Linked DNA regions of Homo sapiens: region 2 is linked to region 1. A link is a loop called in an ENCODE intact Hi-C map of the cell type or tissue named here. Cell type or tissue: ascending aorta. All regions are shown on one strand.

Region 1 (5,000 bases):
CCGTTTCTAACACGCCGGGAGCCCTGCGCTTTGTCATGGAAACTGGCAAGAGTCCCTCTCCATCCCTCCCTACTCCCAGAAACAAGATGGTCCCAGGCTAACGGGCTTCTCTCTGGCCTGGCCCTGCTCCCAGACCCCCGCTGAGGGTGGTAAACACCCCAGCCGCGCCCTTGGCAGGGGTTCCGTCCCAGGGGCCTCCCTGTTCTCACTGTGAGGGTGGGCATGATGGGCAGCTTTGCGGAGCCTCCTCAGCACAGAGCCGCACATGACGGGGGTGGACAGACTGTGGCCCCACAGCCGTCCATCACTTTCATCCTGTATTGGGGGAGAACGGGGCTTGCTTGAGGTCTGTCCTGGATATTCGTAATGCTGGCATTGACGGGGCCAGTGAAGGCTCTGATTGGTGCGGGTGACGAGGACACAGTCGCAGCAGGCGTAGACCACCAGAGCAGGGTGTCCACGTGGCTGGCCACGTTTAGTTGATAAAAGTGGCATCTATAAATGGGTGGTGGTGCGGAATGGGTGGTTGATTAAATGGTATTGGGCCGCTCAGGTGGCCATTGGGGAAAGGTAAAGCTGGATCCCTACCTCATACCAAAATTATTCTAGGTGGATAAAAAGTTTAAATGTAGGCCAGGCAGTGGCTTGTGCCTATAATCTCAGCACTTTGGGAGGCCGACATGGGCACATCACCTAAGGTCAGGAGTTCAAGACCAGCTTGGCCAACATGGTGAAATGCCATCTCTACTAAAAATACAAAAAATTACCTTTGCGTGGTAGCACGTGCACGTAATCCCGGCTACTTGGGAGGTTGAGGCAGGAGAATCGCTTAAACCCAGGAGGCGGAGGTTGCAGTGGGCCGAGATCGCACCGTTGCACTCCAGACTGGGCGACACAGTGCGACTCTGTCATTAAAAAAAAAAAAAGTTTAAATGTAAAACATAATAAAAGCTGGTTTCCTTACTGCATAAAACACTTCTACAAATCGACAAGAAAAAAAAATCAACCGCACTCTTAATAACAGAAATGTAAATTAAAACTACAAGGAGATAATGCTGGGTTTCACTTGTCTTGGGAGAGATTTAAAAAAAAAAACTGATCTACTGAATTACAGAAGATGCGAGGAAACAGACCCCCTCGTGCTTTGCTCGTGGGGGTGTAAATGTCCTCCCTGGAGAGAAAATTGTGAATCTCTAGCAAAGTTCAGACCCCAGGAACATTTAAACTGCAGCTTTAATTCAACAGCGGCACTTCTGGAAGTATCTTCTGAAGATGGATTTGTGTGTGAAATATCAAATATACAAGGTTGTTATTAGACTGTGAATTCTAATAGGAGAACATGGAAGACAGCCTTCATGTCCATCAGCATGGGCGGACTTCATGTGTTCTGGAACGGTCATTAAAACAAGAGGCTGGGCACGGTGGCTCACACCTGTAATCCCAGTACTTTGGGAGGCTGAGGCGAGAGGATCACCTGAGGTCAGGAGTTCGAGACCAGCCTGACCAACATGGCGAAACCCTGTCTCTACTAAAAATATAAAAATGAGCTGGGTGTGATGGCGGGCACCTGTAATCCCAGCTACTTGGGAGGCTGAGGCAGAAGAATCGCTTGAACCTGGGAGGCAGAGGTTGCAGTGAGCTGAGATTGTGCCACTGTACTCCAGTCTGGGTGACACAGCGAGACTCTGTCTCAAAAAAATAAAATATAAATAAATAATTTAAAAATTATTTAATAAATAAATAGAATAAGAAAGCTGTGTTTGCTGATATGGAACAATCTCCAAGATACAGTGTTAAGTTAAAAAAAAAAACAAAAACAGGCCAGGCGCAGTGGCTCACGCCTGTAATCCCAACACTTTCGGAGGCCGAGGCAGGTGGATCACGAGGTCAGGAGATCGAGACCATCCTGGCTAACACGGTGAAACCCCGTCTCTACTAAAAATACAAAAAATTAGCCAGGCGTGGTGGCGGGCGCCTGTAGTCCCAGCTACTCGGGAGTGTGAGGCAGGAGAATGGCGTGAACCCGGGAGGTGGAGCTTGCAGTGAGCCGAGATCGCGCCACTGACTCCAGCCTGGACGACAGAGCGAGACTCCGTCTCAAAAAAAAACAAAAACAAAAAAAAGCAGGGGCAGAACTGTGTGTGGTGGGCCAACACTTGTGTCCAGGTTTCTAGCATGTGAGAGTGTTTGAAAACTGGAGCCTGTCCTGTGACGGAGTCTTGTGCAGACATGAAAAACAAGAGATATCCTAGTGAGCTCCCAAACAGGGACACCCATGACAGAGTAAAAGCAGAAACAAGTCACAGGAAAAAATATGTAGAGCATAACCCCATTTGTGCGGCAAAAATAAGGTGTGTATGTCGATCACTGCATGGGAGAGGAAGCGAAAGAGAACCACTCAGAATGAAGAGTCATTTTCTGTGGGAAGCTGGACACATGTGGAAGGGTTTGAAGGAGGAGTTTTACTTTCATTCTGTACATTGTAAAATTTTTTCTAAAGAACTTGTGTTTTACTTTTGTATATTTTTATTTATTTATTTATTTTGAGATGGAGTCTTGCTCTGTCGCCCAGGCTGGAATGCAGTGGCGCGATCTTGTCTCGCTGCAACCTCTGCCTCTTGGGTTCAAGCCATTCTCCTGCCTCAGCCTCCTGAGTAGCTGGGACTACAGGCGCCTGCCACCATGCCCGGCTAATTTTTGTATTTTTAGTAGAGATGGGGGTTTCACCATGTTGGCCAGGCTGGTCTTGAACTCCTGACCTCAGGTGATCCACCAGCCTCGGCCTCCCAAAGTGCTGGGATTACACGTGTGAGCCACAGCGCCTGGCCAACTTTTGTATATTTTAAAAATAAAATATCCAGCCACAATCCCTGAGAATAGCTAGGCAGTGGAAGGATGATTTCTACCACCCCATGCCCCACCCCCCAGCTGGCAGAAGCTTTCACCCCCCGCCCCTCCCCCGCCGTTTCCCCGACTCGCTGACCCCTCCTCTGCCCCTGGGCCTTTTGCATCCTGGAGCTCTCTTCCCCTTGCCAACTCCTCCTGCCTCCCAGGCCTCAGCCACGCCTGCTTCCTTTGGGCTGATGCTGAGCACCAACCCAGAGTGTCGGTGCTGCTCATTGCTCCAGTGACCCCGTCCAGACCAGCCTCCCCGTCCAGCCTTCCTCTTGCTCCTGGGCAGGACCTGCCCTGTGCTTTGAGGCCCTGGGGCCTGCACATATCCAGCATGTGGGTGTGCCCTGTCTGTGTGTACCAGGTAAGCGGGCAGATGAGCCCAGCAGACACTGCTGCAGCCGGAGGCTGCCGGCAGCCCGCAGTGGCACAGCCGTGCTGTGGGAGGGCCTTTCTGTGTCTGGGGCTGTGTTTTCCACACTCCCCCTCTGGCTTTTACTGTTTTGCTCCGGGAGTGTGGCTTTCTAGAGTTTTGTCTGATTTTATAGCAGAGTTTCTGTTAACTCAAAAAGGGACTCCACAGTGAAGGTTTAAAGGTGGTCCCAGCTGCAGCAGGAAGCAGGTGTGGGGTGCCTGCTGCCCAGGCCCTGTTCCCCAGCACTGCTTCTGACCCAGGAGGGGCTGGGGAGAGGACCACTATTCCTCACCTTTCATACACCCACTCCCATCCTATTTCGCACCCCTTCCTCCAGGCTGCCTGCACCTCTGCCCTGCTGGCCTTTCGCTCTGTAATTCCTTTCTGAAAGAAATGTTTTCCATGAAACAACAACAGCAAGAAGAAAGCAGATCAGCTGTTGGCAGGAGCTGGGAGGAGGGATGGGGAGGGCAGCTGATGGATATGGGGTTTCTGTCGCAGGCGACGAAAGTGCTGTAAAGTTAGATCACGATGGTGGTGACCCGCCTCAGTAAATGTGCTAAAAACCAGTGAATTATACTCTCAACAGGAGTGTAATTGCTGTCTTCTTAGAACGTGTGGCCATGGAAATGTGCTCTTTTTATGTGTTTACCTTTGTATCAGCCGTCTTCTCAATGAGACCAGAATCCCTATCAGAGCAAGGACCTTGTTTGTGTCTCCCTTTTCCTCTATGTCCTAATATACAACAGTGTGTTTAGCTTGTAGCAGACACTCAATTTAACAACATCTTTTTGAACGAGTGGATCCATAAATGCATTAAGTGGCTCTGTGACTTCAGACTCTTCTTCAGGTTTACGGTATATAAATATATCATTTACGGTACCTTCATTTATGGTATATAGGTGATATTTTAGCCGGGGTGCAGTGGTTCACACCTGTAATCTCAGCACCTTGGGAGGCAGACGCAGGTGGATCACGAGGTCAAGAGATCGAGATCATCTTGGCCAACGTGGTGAAACCCCGTCTCTCCTAAAAATACAAAAATTAGTCAGGCATGGTGGTGCGCGCCTGTAATCCCAGCTACATGGGTGCCTGAGGCAGCAGAATCCCTTGAACCTGGGAGGCGGAGCTCGCAGTGAGCTGAGATCACACCACTGTACTCCAGCTTGGGTGACAGAGCAAGACTCCATCTCAAAAAAAAAATTGTTATCTCAGCCAGGCACAGTGGCTCACACCTGTAATCTCAGCACTTTGGGAGGCTGAGGCAAGTGGATCACATGAGGTCAGGAGTTCAAGTCCAGCCTGACCAACATGGCGAAACCCCGTCTCTACTAAAAATACAAAAATTAGGCCAGGCGCGGTGGCGCACGCCTGTAATCCCAGCACTTGGGGAGGCTGAAGTGGGCGGATCACGAGGTCAGGAGATCGAAACCATGGTGAAACCCCGTCTCTACTAAGAATACAAAAAATTAGCCGGGCGTGGTGGCGGGCGCCTGTAGTCCCAGCTACTCGGGAGGCTGAGGCAGGAGAATGGCGTGAACCCGGGAGGTGGAGCTTACAGTGAGCTGAGATCGTGCCACTGCAATCCAGCCTAGGCGACAGAGTGGGACTCCATTATACACACACACACGCACTATATATATATACACACACACACACACACACACACACACACACACACACACAAAAAAAA
Region 2 (5,000 bases), 60 kb after region 1:
TGGTGCAATCTCGGCTCCCTGCAACCTCCGCCTCCAGGGTTCAAGTGAATCTCCTGTCTCAGCCTCCCAAGTACCTGGGATTACAGGTGCCTGCCACCACGACCAGCTAATTTTTGTATTTTTAGTAGAGATGGGGTTTCATCATATTGGTCAGGCTGGTCTCGAACTCCTGACCTCAGGTGATTTGCCTGCCTCGGCCTCCCAAAGTGCTGGGATTACAGGCATGAGCCACCGCCTCTGGTCAGGTGTGTATATTTCTTAACACTCATCTAAGTGTACATCTAAAAGGCATGCATTTTATTGAATTTTATTGTAATTATGTCTCAATAAAACTGATATAAAAATACATGGCAATAAAAAAATACAAAAAGCAAATTTAAAACCTTAAAAATACACACAAATAATACAATCACACACAAATAACACATAAATAACTACAATCAACCTCCCTAGTAATCAAAGAATTTCAAATAAAGCAGAGATACCATTTTATTCTATCAACTTGACAAAGATGTTTAAGAATTAGATTCTTTAAAATACTGCATGTCACGGGACAATGCTCGAAAAACAGCACGTGAAAAGGCAGGTCCAAAGCAAATCCTATCCCAGCTTCTACAGGTAAAAAGGCAGGTGCAAAGCAAATCCTATCCCAGCTTCTACAGGTGAAAAGGCAGGTGCAAAGCAAATCCTATCCCAGCTTCTACAGGTGAAAAGGCAGGTGCAAAGCAAATCCTATCCCAGCTTCTATAGGTGAAAAGGCAGGTGCAAAGCAAATCCTATCCCAGCTTCTATAGGTGAAAAGGCAGGTGCAAAGCAAATCCTATCCCAGCTTCTATAGGTGAAAAGGCAGGTGCAAAGCAAATCCTATCCCAGCTTCTATCGGTGAAAAGGCAGGTGCAAAGCAAATCCTATCCCAGCTTTTATCGGTGAAAAGGCAGGTGCAAAGCAAATCCTATCCCAGCTTCTATCGGTGAAAAGGCAGGTGCAAAGCAAATCCTATCCCAGCTTCTACAGGTGAAAAGGCAGGTGCAAAGCAAATCCTAACCCAGCTTCTACATGGGTGGTTCTCAGTGGTTTTCTTGTCTTAATCGTTTCCTGCATCTCCCAGCAGTCCTCCAGTGAGCAGGCGTGACTTTCACAACCAGAGAGAGGAGCAACAAAACAGACAGGGGTGGTGAGGAGGCGCTCGGGCAGCAGGTGCTCAGAAAGCTCGCAGAGGTGCTTACGCCGGCCACAGATGTGCAGGGCGCCCAGGCACAGAGGAGGCGGGGCACACAGGAATGGCTTTGGGCTGCAACATCAGGCTGAACAGGGTGCGTGTGCTGGGACTACCCAGGGAATCTCCTAGAGCCGCAGGCACCAGGGCAGGGCCTTAAGGAGGGTTGCTGGGCACAGTCACTGCAGCCACTCCCTGGGATCCTCACTGATGACCTGCCTCGCCTCCTACTTAGGAATCCACTCCCTGGGATCCTCACTGATGACCTGCCTCGCCTCCTACTTAGGAATCCACTCCCTGGGATCCTCACTGATGACCTGCCTCGCCTCCTACTTAGGAATCCACTCCCTGGGATCCTCACTGATGACCTGCCTCTCCTCCTACTTAGGAATCCACTCCCTGGGATCCTCACTGATGACCTGCCTCGCCTCCTACTTAGGAATCCACTCCCTGGGATCCTCCGTGGCTTTCACACCCACTCTCTGCCTGGCCCTCCCACCTCTCCACACAGGTCACAGCAACTCTGGGCTGCAAAGGATGGTTACAGCTTCAATCACGCAAGTCAGTGCCTATTTAGATAATGCATTCTTCCTCCATTTATTTTTTGTGCATGTTACACAGCTGTCCCCAAAACCCACTTACAGGGTTTTATGTAAAAGCCCAGAAATGGGCAGGTACCCTAAAAAACACAAGAGGGCCGGGCGCGGTGGCTCACGCCTGTCATCCCCAGCACTTTGAGAGGCCAAGGTGGGCGGATCACGAGGTCAGGAGCTCAAGACCAGCCTCACCAACATGGTGAAACCCTGTCTATACTAAAAATACAGTAATTAGCTTGGCGTCGTGGAGGCACCTGTAATGCCAGCTACTCAGGAGGCTGAGGCAGGAGAATTGCTTGAACCCAGGAGGTGGGAGCTGCAGTGAGCCGACACTGCGCCACTGCACTCCAGTCTGGGCGATAGAGCAAGACTCCGTCTCAAGAAAAAAAAAACACAAGACATCAAGACATGGAATCTCAAACGTAAAAGGAAGCTTGAGTGATCTAATCCAAGTTTACTGAAGTTCAGAGATAATTCACCACATCATCAGGGTGACTGCCAGGAGTCTTCGCTTGCTCCAAGCTGGAGCGAATTCGGTTCTCACTGCTCAAACGCGGGATCCCACCAGCTTCTCTCCTCTAGCACCCTCCATCATATCAGCACCCCTTTCAATGTATCACTGAAAATGACAACCACACCCCTCCATGGAATGTCAACCAGAAGCAATCAGTTCCTTTTTCTAGACACCAATTCTATTAATCCAACCCGGAGTTGGCATGAGCCTTTGGGGTGGCCTCTTCACATAGGGATACCCAGCAGGATCTCAGCTCACTAAGTTTCTTTGGAGTCCTGCAAGCTGGCCTCACTTCACAGTTCCACAGACTCCACAGCAGCTCCATCCCCTCCGGGCTTGGCACCGCAGGGGACAGCACCATCCAGCGGACACACTACACATGAGAGTCAATTGAGAAGAAAACCCCACACATGCGGAGCAAGAAAAGAACGCCCCTCCCCCTCCTGGCAAATTTCCCGATGCCCCCTCCCACTCCTGACGAATTGCCTGACGCCCCTCCCCCTCCTGACGAATTGCCTGACGCCCCTCCCCCTCCTGACGAATTGCCCGACGCCCCCTCCCCCCCAGACGAATTTCCTGATGGATTACTTTATAAGAACAATCTGAGGATCAGACCTTCATTCAAAACTAAACCAGTGCTGAAACCCCGTCTCTACTAAAAATACAAAAAAATTAGCCAGGCATGGTGGCGGGCGCCTGTAGTCCCAGCTACTCAGGAGGCTGAGGCAGGAGAATGGCGTGAACCCGGGAGGCGGAGCTTGCAGTGAGCAGAGATCGCACCACTGCACTCCAGCCTGGGCAACACAGCGAGACTCCGTCTCAAAAAAAAAAAAAAGAAAAAAAAAAAACTAAACCAGTGTGTCTGCATCCAAGTCCGCTTCAAAAAATGACAGAGGAGAACCGAGCGCTGCCACTGCCGTCCCCAACCAGCGAGGGAACACAGGCCTGGGGCCTGCTGCAGCCCCATAGATGGGGCGCCCCCCGCTGCCCTAACTGCGCTGGGGCGGGGCCTCCTTTCACTGCCTGCATGGGAACCCCACCAGAGTCTCATCCTCTGGCTGACACAACGGACTCAATTAACTTTTTGTGGCAGTAGCCAAATATCACCGTTTTCTACCTAAAAGGGGAAAATTTTCTATAAAAAGATTCCACGTCCCTCTTTAGAAAAATAAAGCTACTTTAAAAAGCCCATTTATATTTGAAACCCCAACAGGCTTCTCAAAACTGCTGTCATTCCTAAATACGAAGTCTTAAAAAATCCACATGTCCTCCTCAGCCAGAGGCCTATGGACAGCACAAAATACAGGGGAATGTCGTGGTGGCGGCTGCCTCGAGGCTCAGCAGCTGCGTGCAGGATGGAGCTCCAAGCAGGGCAAGCTGCCAGGCAGTGTCACCACCAGGCCCCTCGACTGGGCCGCTGTGGTGACATTTACAGAAAACTCTACATGCTTAGGGTACAGTCAGAATTAAACACTCTGCATGCAAACGCTTCTCTGAGTTAAGCACTCTGCATGCAAACGCTTCTCTGAGTGACTTTACAGTCTACACCTTACAAAATTATACAACATACAGTCACGCACTGCTTAATGACAGAGACGGGTTCTGGGAAACAACACATCATTAGGCGACCTTGTCATTGTGCTGTCCGAGTGCACGCACACACTTCTGGAAGGCACAGCCTGCCACACGCCTGCACTGACGGGAGAGCCCAATGCTTATAGGCTACAAACCTGGACAGCACAGTACTGTCCCAGACACTCTAAGCCACTGTAACACAATGGCAAGTAGATGTCTCAACACACAGAAGGGAAGTAAAAACACAGTCTGATCATCTTAGCGGACCACCAGTATGTATGGTCCGTCGTGAACAGAAACATCGTGAGGCAGCCCGACAGCAGGACCACTGCTGCACCGGCGGCCTAGAGACATCTGCTGAGCAAAGGAGCAATTCCTGCCGGATCCCTGAGAGTCTAGTGGCTCATCCTCAGACTAGAGAGCCCCTGTCTTTCAAAAGCAGTTACAGCACAGCCAGGGAGAGCCGTGTGCATGCACCTCCCCTACCATTTCAAACACATGCCTTGGAAACTTCGCCCTGCTTTTCCGAGTATCAAGTCCATCAAATAACAAATGATAGTGTAAAGACAGGGCACTTAATCACGTTATGTGGCATGATTAGTAGCCGTCTCCAGAATTCAGGCAACTTATAAACCACACCCTTGTCTCATCTTAATGATTACTACTCAGAGAAAAACCACCATTTGTGTTTATTCTATGCCAGGCACAGTCCTTTTATGTGCATTTATCCTCACAGCAAACTCGTGGTGCAGATATTACCTTTATTCTCATTTTACAGACAAGGAAATCGGCCGGGCGCGGTGGCTCACGCCTGTAATCCCAGTACTTTGGGAGGCCGAGGTGGGTGGATCACCTGAGGTCAGGAGTTCGAGACCAGCCTGGCCAACATGGTAAAACCCTGCCTCTTATTAAAAATATAACATTAGCCAGGCATGGTGGTAGGCACCTGTAATCCCAGCTACTTGGGAGGCTGAGGCAGGAGAATTGCTTGAACTCAGGAGGCAGAGGCTGCAGTGACCCGAGATGGCGCCTTTGTACTCCAGCCTGGGCGACAAAAAAAAAAAAAAAAAAAAAAAGATAAGAAAACCAAGACTAACAA

The links. Hi-C counts contacts between places; a loop is a spot of excess contacts. Peaks named below come from ENCODE experiments on the same cell type or tissue, not always from the same donor. Only the 100,000 strongest peaks of a DNase experiment are listed, where the experiment ranks them.
Region 2: a loop joins it to region 1, with 4 times the contacts of the local background. A loop is called at or near these places in 2 of 110 quality-filtered maps.

The regions. Positions count from the first base shown.
Region 1 is chr16:87,672,234-87,677,233 of GRCh38, forward strand. All of the region lies in intron 2 of JPH3 (junctophilin 3), which reads left to right. Among named protein-coding and RNA genes, the nearest start is that of JPH3, 72 kb to the left of the region's middle. RefSeq lists an enhancer at 3,264-3,812. In ascending aorta, no CTCF peak of the experiment used is centred here; no DNase peak of the experiment used is centred here; H3K27me3 peaks cover 264 bases.
Region 2 is chr16:87,732,153-87,737,152 of GRCh38, forward strand. The region is part of intron 5 of KLHDC4 (kelch domain containing 4); the gene reads right to left. It overlaps LOC124903752 (a long non-coding RNA gene), which reads right to left. Exons shown (of 2, transcript XR_007065174.1): 1 at 1,636-5,000; 2 at 292-1,584. Among named protein-coding and RNA genes, the nearest start is that of KLHDC4, 31 kb to the right of the region's middle. In ascending aorta, no CTCF peak of the experiment used is centred here; no DNase peak of the experiment used is centred here.